Regions from separate parts of the Mus musculus genome. Here region 1 is linked to region 2. A link is a contact called in ENCODE Hi-C data. All regions are on one chromosome and are shown on one strand. Each heading gives the region's core, a stretch centred on a gene start or an enhancer-like site at or near the end of the contact. The rest is flanking DNA. Distances are from core to core; before and after follow the strand shown. Region 1 holds the start of 9530053A07Rik (RIKEN cDNA 9530053A07 gene). Region 2 holds the start of Fcgbp (Fc fragment of IgG binding protein).

What was found. A loop is a pair of places that touch in the nucleus more often than their neighbours do.
Region 1: a loop to region 2 is called in a map of gastrocnemius, with 2.1 times the contacts of the local background. The contact joins the promoter of 9530053A07Rik here to the promoter of Fcgbp in region 2. A Hi-C loop is called at or near these places in 5 of 37 maps with a recorded cell type or tissue (T-helper 17 cell, T-helper 2 cell, gastrocnemius and 1 more).

The regions. Positions count from the first base shown.
Region 1 is chr7:28,127,228-28,132,195 of GRCm38, forward strand. 9530053A07Rik (RIKEN cDNA 9530053A07 gene) reads left to right here and starts at 2,239. Exons shown (of 20, transcript NM_001164655.1): 1 at 2,239-2,255; 2 at 2,595-2,651; 3 at 4,192-4,541. The coding sequence starts at 2,597. It also overlaps the pseudogene Gm21925.
Region 2 is chr7:28,068,197-28,073,472 of GRCm38, forward strand. It overlaps Fcgbp (Fc fragment of IgG binding protein), which reads left to right and starts at 3,040. Exons shown (of 20, transcript NM_001122603.1): 1 at 3,040-3,056; 2 at 3,385-3,441. The coding sequence starts at 3,387.

The DNA of each region.
Region 1 (4,968 bases), core at 989-3,488, 58 kb after region 2:
GGATGAATATTAAACATATTCATAGCTACAGCTTAGAATGCAGAGCATATGATTGCATCATTGGCTCCACCCTGGTTCTTATGGGCTTGGTCAGACCCCCGTGGCGTTGCCATTTGCAGCACTGTCTCCAGTCACTGCTGGAAGCCTTCCTTGACATACATACAATGCTCCTGGCACCACCACCATCATCCTAAGTGTCCATTGCAACTTGGGGTTCAGCTCCACTACCTCAGGCATTGACTTATGAGGACTACCCCACATGGACGCTGTCTCTGCTACATAGAGCCTGATAGAGCCTTTCTTCTGGTGGTGCAAGCCTTAGTAATCACCTCACTGTTCAGTCCCCATGCACACCTGCAGAGCCAGCGCTAATGCGCAAGATGCCAAGGTCCGCTGCCAACTCAGGGTGCAGCTGAATTCATTTGGACCACAGCTACAGTGGCTTCTTAGTTCCTGTGCCTCTGAACAGAGAAACATTCCCCTGAGGGGTCATTTTTTGAGCAAGACACCCCTTCCTCTGCACATGTCTCTTTTTAAAGAAGATTCTTTCCATTCACGTCATACCCTGAAAACGTCGGTGGGAGGAGTGTCTTCCTTGAGGCACCTTCCCCATTGTGTGAAGGTTTTCTTCAGTTGTACTGGTATTTTGGACAATTGCATCTGTTATCACTCACCTTGTCTGTAGTTTTAAATGCTCTTGGGTTCCCAAACTACACAGTACTCCACTTCGCTGCCCCACTTTCTCCGTCTGCTCTCCTTTTATACCTGGCTAGAAGCAGCCGGTGATAATTCCTCTACCAAATCACTCCATTACTTTGAGATTCAACCTCAACTCGATTTTTCTTGGGCAGCATGTAGCAAGGGTCTTTACCAGAATGGAGCATAAATAGCCTTTACCCCAATTCCCAATTGTCTCTATTGTCCCAAGTCTCTATTGTCCACATTTCTATTGGCATTTTGGCCAACTTCAAATTTTTCCATCACATTAGCCCTATATGCTCAGCTACCACCCCCAAAATCCTTCCACAAGCACAAGAACCACATGGTCAGGTTTAATTACACTAAAACCTGATCTTCTCTGGACCAATTTTCTGTATCTGTAACATTTATCTTTGTTGTGATAAAACACCTGAGAGAAGTAATGAGAGAAGAAATTCTTTTGGCTCATGGTTTGAGGGAGTACAGTCTATCATGGGGCATCATGGCTGGAGTGACTCCCTCCAAAGCAGGAGCATGGGTGGCTGGTCACCTCAAGCAAGCAAGAATCAGAGCAGGACAGAAGCAGGGACATGTATAACCTGCGAGGCTTGACCCTAGTAGCTTGCTTCTATTTATGAGGCCTTATGTCCGAAACCTCCTATTCCACAACTTCACAAAGTTACTGGTTACTGACAACCACATGTTAAAATACAATAGCCTGGGAAGACATTTCAGATTCAACCAATAATGTCATGGTTTGTACTGGCCTTTTGGGAGTCACTGACTATATCCCAGAAAGCTCAAATTCCCTCTGCTACTTTTTCTGCACCCTGATGTTCCATATCATATCTTAAGAAAATTCTCGATTAGGTGAGAGGAAGGCATATATTCACCCCAAGATTAGCCAGTCCCTTCTTCATGGAGAGAGATGGGTTAGGGGATATCTCAAATACCAAACCAAATAATTTTCTGAGATTGGAACATCATGCCCTACACAAGACTCAAAGCCAGGGCCTCAGACTATACATCCCTAGAAAACTATACTCACTGGTATTTAGAAACAAGATGTGGGTGGCTTCGGACCAGGGATCAGCCCATGGGGACTGTAAGGAGCCAGAACCCGGATATGGACCTTTAGATATTGTTATAAGTAAGGACTAAAGATCGGAATCTGGCCAGGAAGCCAACAAACATAACCAATGCTACATCACCCTCCGATCCCCATTACCTTGCTCAGGGAACCCAGTCCACTGGCACACTACTCTCCAGCTGTCCCTCTAAAGACAGCACTCTTTCAAGACCAGAGTTTTCCATAGCTCCTGGGGTGCAGCCACCATCTGATCTCACAGTCATCTCAGAACACAGGCTGTAGACTTATCCTTTGCCCTTCACAAGACTTCAGGACTCACTATTCCCTCTGGCCTGATATCAGCAGCCTCCTCCAGGAAGCTGGCACCATCTGCCTGGAAGATGGCCAATGGTGTGGCCCGAGGGAACAAGAAACGGGACTATATAGCTCAGTCCCCAGCCTGTTCCCGCAGCTCCGGGACCTGCAGGTGAGAAGAGATGGGGCTCTCTACGGAAGTAGGATGGATACTGTCCTCTCTTGCCTTTCTTTCTAGACCTCCTATCTTTCCCCTCAAGGCATCTGAATATCCAGTTCTCCCACCCATTTCCCTGGATTCAAAACCTCTAGCTCACTCCCTGCTACACTGGACAGCTCCCCACAGCCTGCTCACACCTGGTCCTATCCACCCAACTTCTGTCCCTACCCCAGCCTTCCTTGCCTCCAAGTACCCACTATGCTGGGTCTGCCCCCTTTTGTGATCTCCATGACAGTCTCCAACAGGACAGTAGGACAGCCTTATCTGAGCCTCCATCTCTCCCTGCTGCAGATATGGGATCCCTGTGGAGCTGTTGGGCACTCTGGGCTGGAGCAACCCTCCTATGGGGTAAGTCAGATTGAACCTCATCCACGTCCTGGGGCCTTGGACCATGGGAAACTGACCTGCCTGGGTCGGCATCTTTCATTTGTAAACCTTTCATAAACCCTGTCCCAGCCCCTCCCAGGCTGCAGTGGAAGTGAGAACATGCAAGAAATGAGGTGGGAGCCCCCACTCCATGTTTGGAGTGTTGAGAGTCTACCTGCTTCGATTGTTACGTGATTCTGTCTAAACTTCCATGATCCTCAACTTCCCTTCATCATCTTGCACCAAGATCTATTAAAACAGGAATCATACCAGCAACTGAATCCGGTCAGAGTGTATGCTCTCACAGGACTTTAAAGGGGGTGTGGGGTCTCAGACTTCATGTAAAGAGTCGGCTAACCAACCAGTTTCATCAGAAAAGTAGAAAATGTAGCATCAAAAATAAATCACCACAGCCAGGCATGGTGGTGCAAGCTGCTGTTTTATCCCAGCATCCAGGAGGCAGAGGAAGGTGGATCTCTGTGCATTTGAGGCCAGTCTAATCTACAGAGTGAGTTCTAGATCAGCCAGGGATACTTAGTTACTAAACCATAAGTGCAGTCAGCAAAAAAAAAAAAAAAAAAAAAACAAAAACAAAAACAGTGGCACCTTACTCGAGGTGAGTATGCTGCTTTGGCATCTACAGTCACCACCTGGACTGTCTCACACCGTTCTGTCCCTCGTCTGACCCTGCAGTGTCTGAGTTCAAGAGCCCTGTACAAGGTGCTCAGGCTTTGGGGCAGCCAAAGCCAGGAAGGCTCGGAGGTGGATGCTGCATACGTTAGGAAGGACATGGAAGCATAGGGAGAATTACTTCAACTGGTGCTCAGGAAGGCCCAGGGGCTGGGTTTGTAACGGGGAGGAACTAGGTAGCTGGACCCACAACTGCGTTTTCTTCAGGGTTGACCCGGGAGGCCACAGAAGACCCCAGGAATACTGGTGGGGAAGAATTCCTCACGGCCTTCCTGCAGAATTCACAGCCTGGGAACAGCAATTAATTATATAGGCTCAGTTATAAGCAATCTATGCTTTAACTTGTTAAAATATGCCAATGTCTCCCTCAAATGTCTGTGGAGAAACTGTGATTGTCAGACCCATATCACAGGACACCGTAGCCAGAGCACTGAACATAATCTCTCCAATGGCCCAGTGGTGGACGCTTGAGCTAGGACTTCTACTAAGGTCACCTCTACGACAGTTGTCTCCATTTTGCTAAAGACTCCATCTTTCATTTCCTATCCTCTGGCAACTTCTAGCCTGGTGGGATATCAAACTATAAACAGTTTAATGTTTCATCAGTTGCTCCTGGTCCTTCTTCACTACTTGACATTGCTCTGGACCAAGCTGTGTTGAACTGTGGAAGCAGAAACCCTGGGAGAGGAGCTTTCTCTGTGAGCCTGCAAACCTCAGTTTCCATGCCTGTACAAGGGGTGTTCTTGAGCCAACAGTGCATAGTCCACACTGTAGGAGGCCGCAGGTGTCTGTCTCAGGTACATTTCTAACTCCAACTCTCTTCCCTCCACAGCTCTGCTCACCCCAGCAGAGGCATCCTGCCAAGGCATTCAGTGTGCACCTGGGCAGCGCTGCCAGATGGTGAGTGGGAAGGCTAAGTGTTTGGCAGAGTCCACAGCTGTCTGCCGTGCCCAGGGTGATCCCCACTATACCACCTTCGATGGCCATCGCTATGACATGATGGGCACCTGCACCTACACCATGGCTGAGCTGCGCAGCAGCAAGGACTCCCTGCTGGCCTTTAAAGTAGACGCCAAGAATGAGCACCGGAGCTCCAACAAAGTCTCCTACGTGCGCTTAGTCACTGTGCATGCCTACAACCACACCGTGTCCCTGATCTATGGAGAAGTTGGCCTTGCGAAGGTGAGTTCCCCAAGGCTGTGAGTTTAAGGTTAACCAAGCCAAAAAAGCAAAAGGAGCTATAGCCTTGGTGTTAGACCCCAAACCATCCCCTTTCACCACCATCCAAATAAGCCAACTGAAGGGATGGGTGGTGGTGGCAGTGAGCATTGGAAAGAGAGTCACTCAACATGACTACTTTGGGAAGTAACCCTGAAATCTCTCTTGAAAGTAATGACAAGGATGTTGTGGCCTAAAAGGAGCAGGAAACAAAGCAGGTGCTTGAGCTGTGCACAGCAGAGAGCGCTGTTAGCCATGCTTAAGGTTTGAATGAATGCTATTCAGCTCTGGTTCTACAAGGGCTCTGGAAAAGATGGTATCACTGTCATTTCTTGAGGGGATCAATCTTTTTCCCTCAAAGTGATTACTTTGGCCCAAAATGTGTGCCTTG
Region 2 (5,276 bases), core at 1,790-4,289:
GACTGTGAGCATCCACTTCTTTTGGTATAGCATTGGAAATGTAAATGAGCTAAATACCTAATAAAAAATGGAAAAAAAAAAAAAGAGATACTTTCCTTTCCTTCCCAGAATTCCCATCTCTAGGATAGTTTCTTTCAGACATAGGTGTGTAGCTTCCTTTGACCCTCTTTGCTGACTTACTCAGAGAAGCCAAACTTTTCCTTTTCTTCTTTCTATAACACTTCAGGTGTTCTTATTTCTTTTCTAAAGTGTCCCCCCTGCTGTGGCCATGCCTTGCGGCACACCTTAATTCTGATAAATCAACCGGCAAGGGTTTTTCTGCTATTCCTCCATTCTCCTCCTCTGGGAAGCTGCTGAAACTTATAATTTGCATACTGTTCGTTGTTTTTTGTTTTTTCATTTAAACTCTAATAAAATTGTCTTTGAGGTTCAAAAAAAAAAAAAAAGAAAGAAAAAAGAAAGTGTGCATGTAGGAAACAGACCAAAGTAGCACAAAAATGCAGAACGTGATGCCACAGAAGCCAAGACAGTTTCAATGAGGAAACATTGATATTACAGGGAAGGGGCTGGAGCCATGCGACAAGTACCAGGCTACTGAAGAACCTAGAGCAGCTTGTCTGCATGTGCACACCAGGTGATTGGGTCCAGATGTGAATTGTCTACCTGTGCATGCCAGATCATTGGGTCCAGATGTGAAGGAAGAAAGCTAGAAACTTCTAGCAAAACCTGGACTTAGACGAACACAGTGAATACTTTGCCCTATGTCCTGTGTCCTGTGACAGGTCAGCCTCCCCACCTCCCCCCCAGTGTCTGGAATGGCCTGCCTTATATAGGGAGAGGCCCAAAAGTAGAAATGTAAACACCCTTTGCTTAGGCTCACAAGAAAGCTGCTGTTGGCAGAATAAATGGTTTTTTGACCATAAGGAAGTGTCCCCATAGGTCATTTCCGGGGTTATTAGTGAAATTCCTGAGAATATAAAAAATCTGGGGCAGGGCACACAAGTGTATCATCACACACACACACACACACACACACACACACACAGAGAGAGAACCTGGAAAGGAGTAACAAACAAGGTCCCAGAGGGTTATAAAGTTAAAGTATTTGTAAAACTTGTTCCCCCACCCTAGTTCCTGAGGTCTCCATCTGCAGAGAGCCATGATCACAGGGGTAGGCTTCTCTTTGGTTTCAGTCAGGGAAGGCATCAAGGCTCAGAGGAGTGCACAGAAAGAGGGCCAGAATTATCTCTGAAAACTCACCCTACTGTTTTCCTTCGCACATCTCATGCCTCTGAGTGTCTCAAGAGAGAGATGTACCTACATAGAGGGGTTTGACATCTTAGCTTGCACTCACATTCTTCCTTGGGATCCCTGGTCTCGTCCCTCCCCGCCCATCTTTCCCTCAGGGTCTTTTTCAGGGTTCTCTCCCAGCTGTCCATGGGTCACCCACACTCCACTGGGTTTCTTGTTCTCTCTGGCTCCCACCCAGCCTTCTGTTTACTCACCACACTTTCCTGGTTGCCTTGAGGACCCTATCAGTACCAAAGCTTTATCTTTCCCTCTGAGAAAGTCACAGCCCTATTGAGAGAAGGGTCCCCCACCCACTCTGGCTGCACAGAAGTCTAAGCCTCAATGATAAGGAGCCTCCTTACCTGGGAGGGGGTATTGACAGAGGACACCAGGCTTTGCAGCTGCTGTTTCTGAGGAGACTCCTCAGCAAACAATAGTCCCCAAAGTAGGGATTAGCAGAGTATGGCCAGGGCCAGGCCAGTCCTATGAGACATGCTGACTCCAGCCCAGACGACTATGCCACCTGGTCCCCATGCCTCAGTTCAGACTAATTGCAGGGTACTGGAGAGGAACAGGGTCACTCCAAACCTGTCCAACCAGTCCCTTCTAAGGGTATAAAGGAAAAGAAGAAAGAAAGAAAGAGAGAGAGAGAGAGAGAGAGAGAGAGAGAGAGAGAGAGAGAGAGAGAGAGAGAAGAAAGAAAGAAAGAGAGAGAGAGAGAGAGAGAAGAAAGAAAGAGAGAGAGAGAGAGAGAGAGAGAGAAGAAAGAAAGAAAGAAAGAAAGAAAGAAAGAAAGAAAGAGAGAGAGAGAAAGAGAGAAAGGAAGGAAGGAAGAAGGAAAGAAAGAGAGAGAGGAAGAAGGAAGGAAGGAAAGAAGGAAAAAAGGAGAGAAGATAATGAAACCACAAAAAGCAAAGCAAAAAAAAAAATCCCAAACCAAACAGTTCTCCAGGAAGTGAAACCTCCATGATCGATCTTATGGAATCAGGAAACAGAGCTCTTGAGCCTTCATTACACACACCCCGAGCCCCAGAACCCCCACCCACCCCTGCTCCATCACAAGGAGCGAGAGTATTCAGAACACCCAGAAGCCCAGCAAAGCCAGGTTTTCTTGTTTCCATTTCCCAGGAGAGAAACCCAGGAGACTGTGATGAACTTGGGGTAAGACTGTTACGATCCACATCACCGGCCTGGGCCGAGGCCTCAGACCCCGCGTCACCCCCAGACACCTCTTCTCCACGGGTGACTGGAAAGAAGATGTGGGATGGCCTGGAACCAGGGCTCAGATTGGGACTGCAAGGAAGTAGGACCCGGATATGGGTCCTTTACTGTTGTTCCTGGCAGGAGTCAGAGAAATGAATCTGGCCGGTGAGCCAGCAAACATGACCAGTCACCACCTCCCATCTCAAGTTCAAACCCTGCCCACTACCCTACCCATGCCCAGGGAGCCGGGATCTCGGCATTCTGCTCCCCAGCTGTCTCTATAAGGACGACGCCCTTCCATGATTGAATTGATCCAGAGGCTGCCAGGGTGTAGCCACCAGCTGCTCTCACACCCATCTCAGGACACAGGCTGAAGACTCATTCTCCACCCTTGGCAGATCTTCAGGGCTCCCCATTCTTCCACCTGGTCTGAGATCGGCATCCTCCTCCAGGAAGTTGGCACCGTGTGCGCGTCAGGTGACCCGGGGTGTGGCCAGGGGAGTCAGGAATCTCCACTATATAACTTAGCTTGCAATCTGGTCCTGCAGCTCGGGGACCCGCAGGTGAGAAGGGCTGGGGTTCCCTGCAGAAGAGGGACAACTAACGCCCTATTCTGCATCCAGGCCCTAGACTGCCTCTTCTACCTCTACTCTTAGGGGATAGCCACTATGCCATGCATTGTCCTTGATCCTCACCCCCTTACCTCATGGCCAGCCTCACCCCCACCCCAAGCCCACCCAGTCCTATCTAGTCAACTTCCCTTCTCACTTGAGCCTTCCTTACATCCAGGTGGCTCTTGTCCTGAGATTGCCCCCTTCTAACCCCTCTCTGCCTTCTGGAATGGTCTCTAACAGGACAGCACCTTTTGATCTCCCTCTCTCTTTACTACAGACATGGGATCCCCGTGGAAATGGTGGGCCCTGTGGGCCGGAGCAACCCTCCTGTGGGGTAAGTCAAATCGAGCCCCCCATTTATGTCTGGGAAGCTTCTCCTGCTTGCCTGCGTCAGCACCCTCAAGTTTTAGTCCTCTCTACAAACCACCTCCCTTCACTGTTCACTGCAACCCGGCTAACTTAAATGAGACAGAGGCTAGCAGAAATTGGAGACAGCCTTAGGCACTGAACGAAGTGTGTTAGTATTCATTTACACATCTCTCTGTGTGTCTCTGTCTCTCTCTGTCCATCTCTGTCTTTACTTTTTCTCACACACATATACACACATGCATACACCCATGTTGAAAAGCCCACTAGCTCTACTCTAGCTTTCACAGACATCGTGTCCACACTTCTACGGTCTTCTCCCCTTCGTATCCTTCACATAAACCACCAGGTCATATTGAGACAGAATCCACACAGACTGGATGAAGCTTGCATTCAGAACTTCAGGTAGCCTGACAGACTTTCTTGAAAAATGTGAATGTGTGCCATTTAAAAAAAAAAAAAGGCTTCAGTCTTTCATAATAACAACCAGCAAAAGCTGTTTCAGGTGGAGTGTGGTTCTCCAGTGTCCAGGTTTGTCTCCAGGACTACGGCACACCTTTCTACCCCTCGTCTGGCCCTGCAGTGTCTGAGTTCAAGAGCCCTGTGCAAGGTGCTCAGGCTTTGGGGCAGCCAAAGCCAGGAAGGCTCGGAGGTGGATGCTGCATACGTTAGGAAGGACATGGCAGCATAGGGAGAATTATTTCAACAGGTGCTCAGGAAGACCCAGGGGCTGGGTTTGTAACGGGGAGGAACTAGGTAGCTGGACCCACAACTGCATTTTCTTCAGGGTTGACCCGGGAGGCCACAGAGGACCCCAGGAATACTGTTGGGGAAGAATTCCTCATGGCCTTCCTGCAGAATTCCCAGCCCGAGAACAGCAGTCTCTGCCTCTTCATCTTCAGTCTGTCAGAGAGCACTGCTGTGTCTCTATCCTCAGCCAGGTCAATGACACCTCACAGAAGGTCACAGGGGAGTCAGTCATGGTCAACACCAGTGCTAAAGCAGAGATGACTGCAGTGGCACTTCCCAGCATGCAGTAGTGGGTCAGAGTGGACCACCCTATCTCTAAGCCCGGCACAGCAGAGCTAACATTGCTCTGGCCTGTGGGAGCCCTGGGCACAGAGTACTTTGTGCTCACATTCCCAGCATCTCTGACCAATACGCAAAGGAGTTTGCTGTGGTGGCTGGCAGAGCAGGTGCCTCAGTTACTATGGGCTTGAAGGCAGCGGTGACATTCCAGGGCACTGTCCATCCAGCTGGTGGTGTCATAAGTGTGACGCTGCAGCCTTCTGAAGTAGTTCAGTTACAGAGCACAGCAGATCTTTCTGGATCAAGGGTAACAGCCAGCGGCCCAGTGGCTGTTTTTGTTGGTCACAGTTGTGCCTACAAGCACACAAATTGTAACCGTGTGGTGGAGCAACTGCTACCCACATCTGCTTGGGGAACACACTATGTAGTCCCCACTCTAGCCTCCCAGTCCCATTGTAGGCACCCAGGCCACAGAGCTAATCATGGGGGCTATCATTGGTTCCCAGGGTCTCCAGGGTAACATGGTTGAGGGTCATCTCCAGGGTGAATGGCCAACTGGGTCATTCTACCTGTCTGGAGATGTGGGCATCAGGTTGTGCTGTTTGGCACAGGGGCCATAAAGGATCAAGTGACTGGTGAGCCTTATCTAGTCCTGATCCCAGATAAAGCATCCTACCACCCGGCTTGTGTGATCATAAATATGCCAGGCACTGAGGGTGTGGCCCTGCTGGTTATACATACAAAGGCTACCAGTGAGCTAACCATAGATGGGCA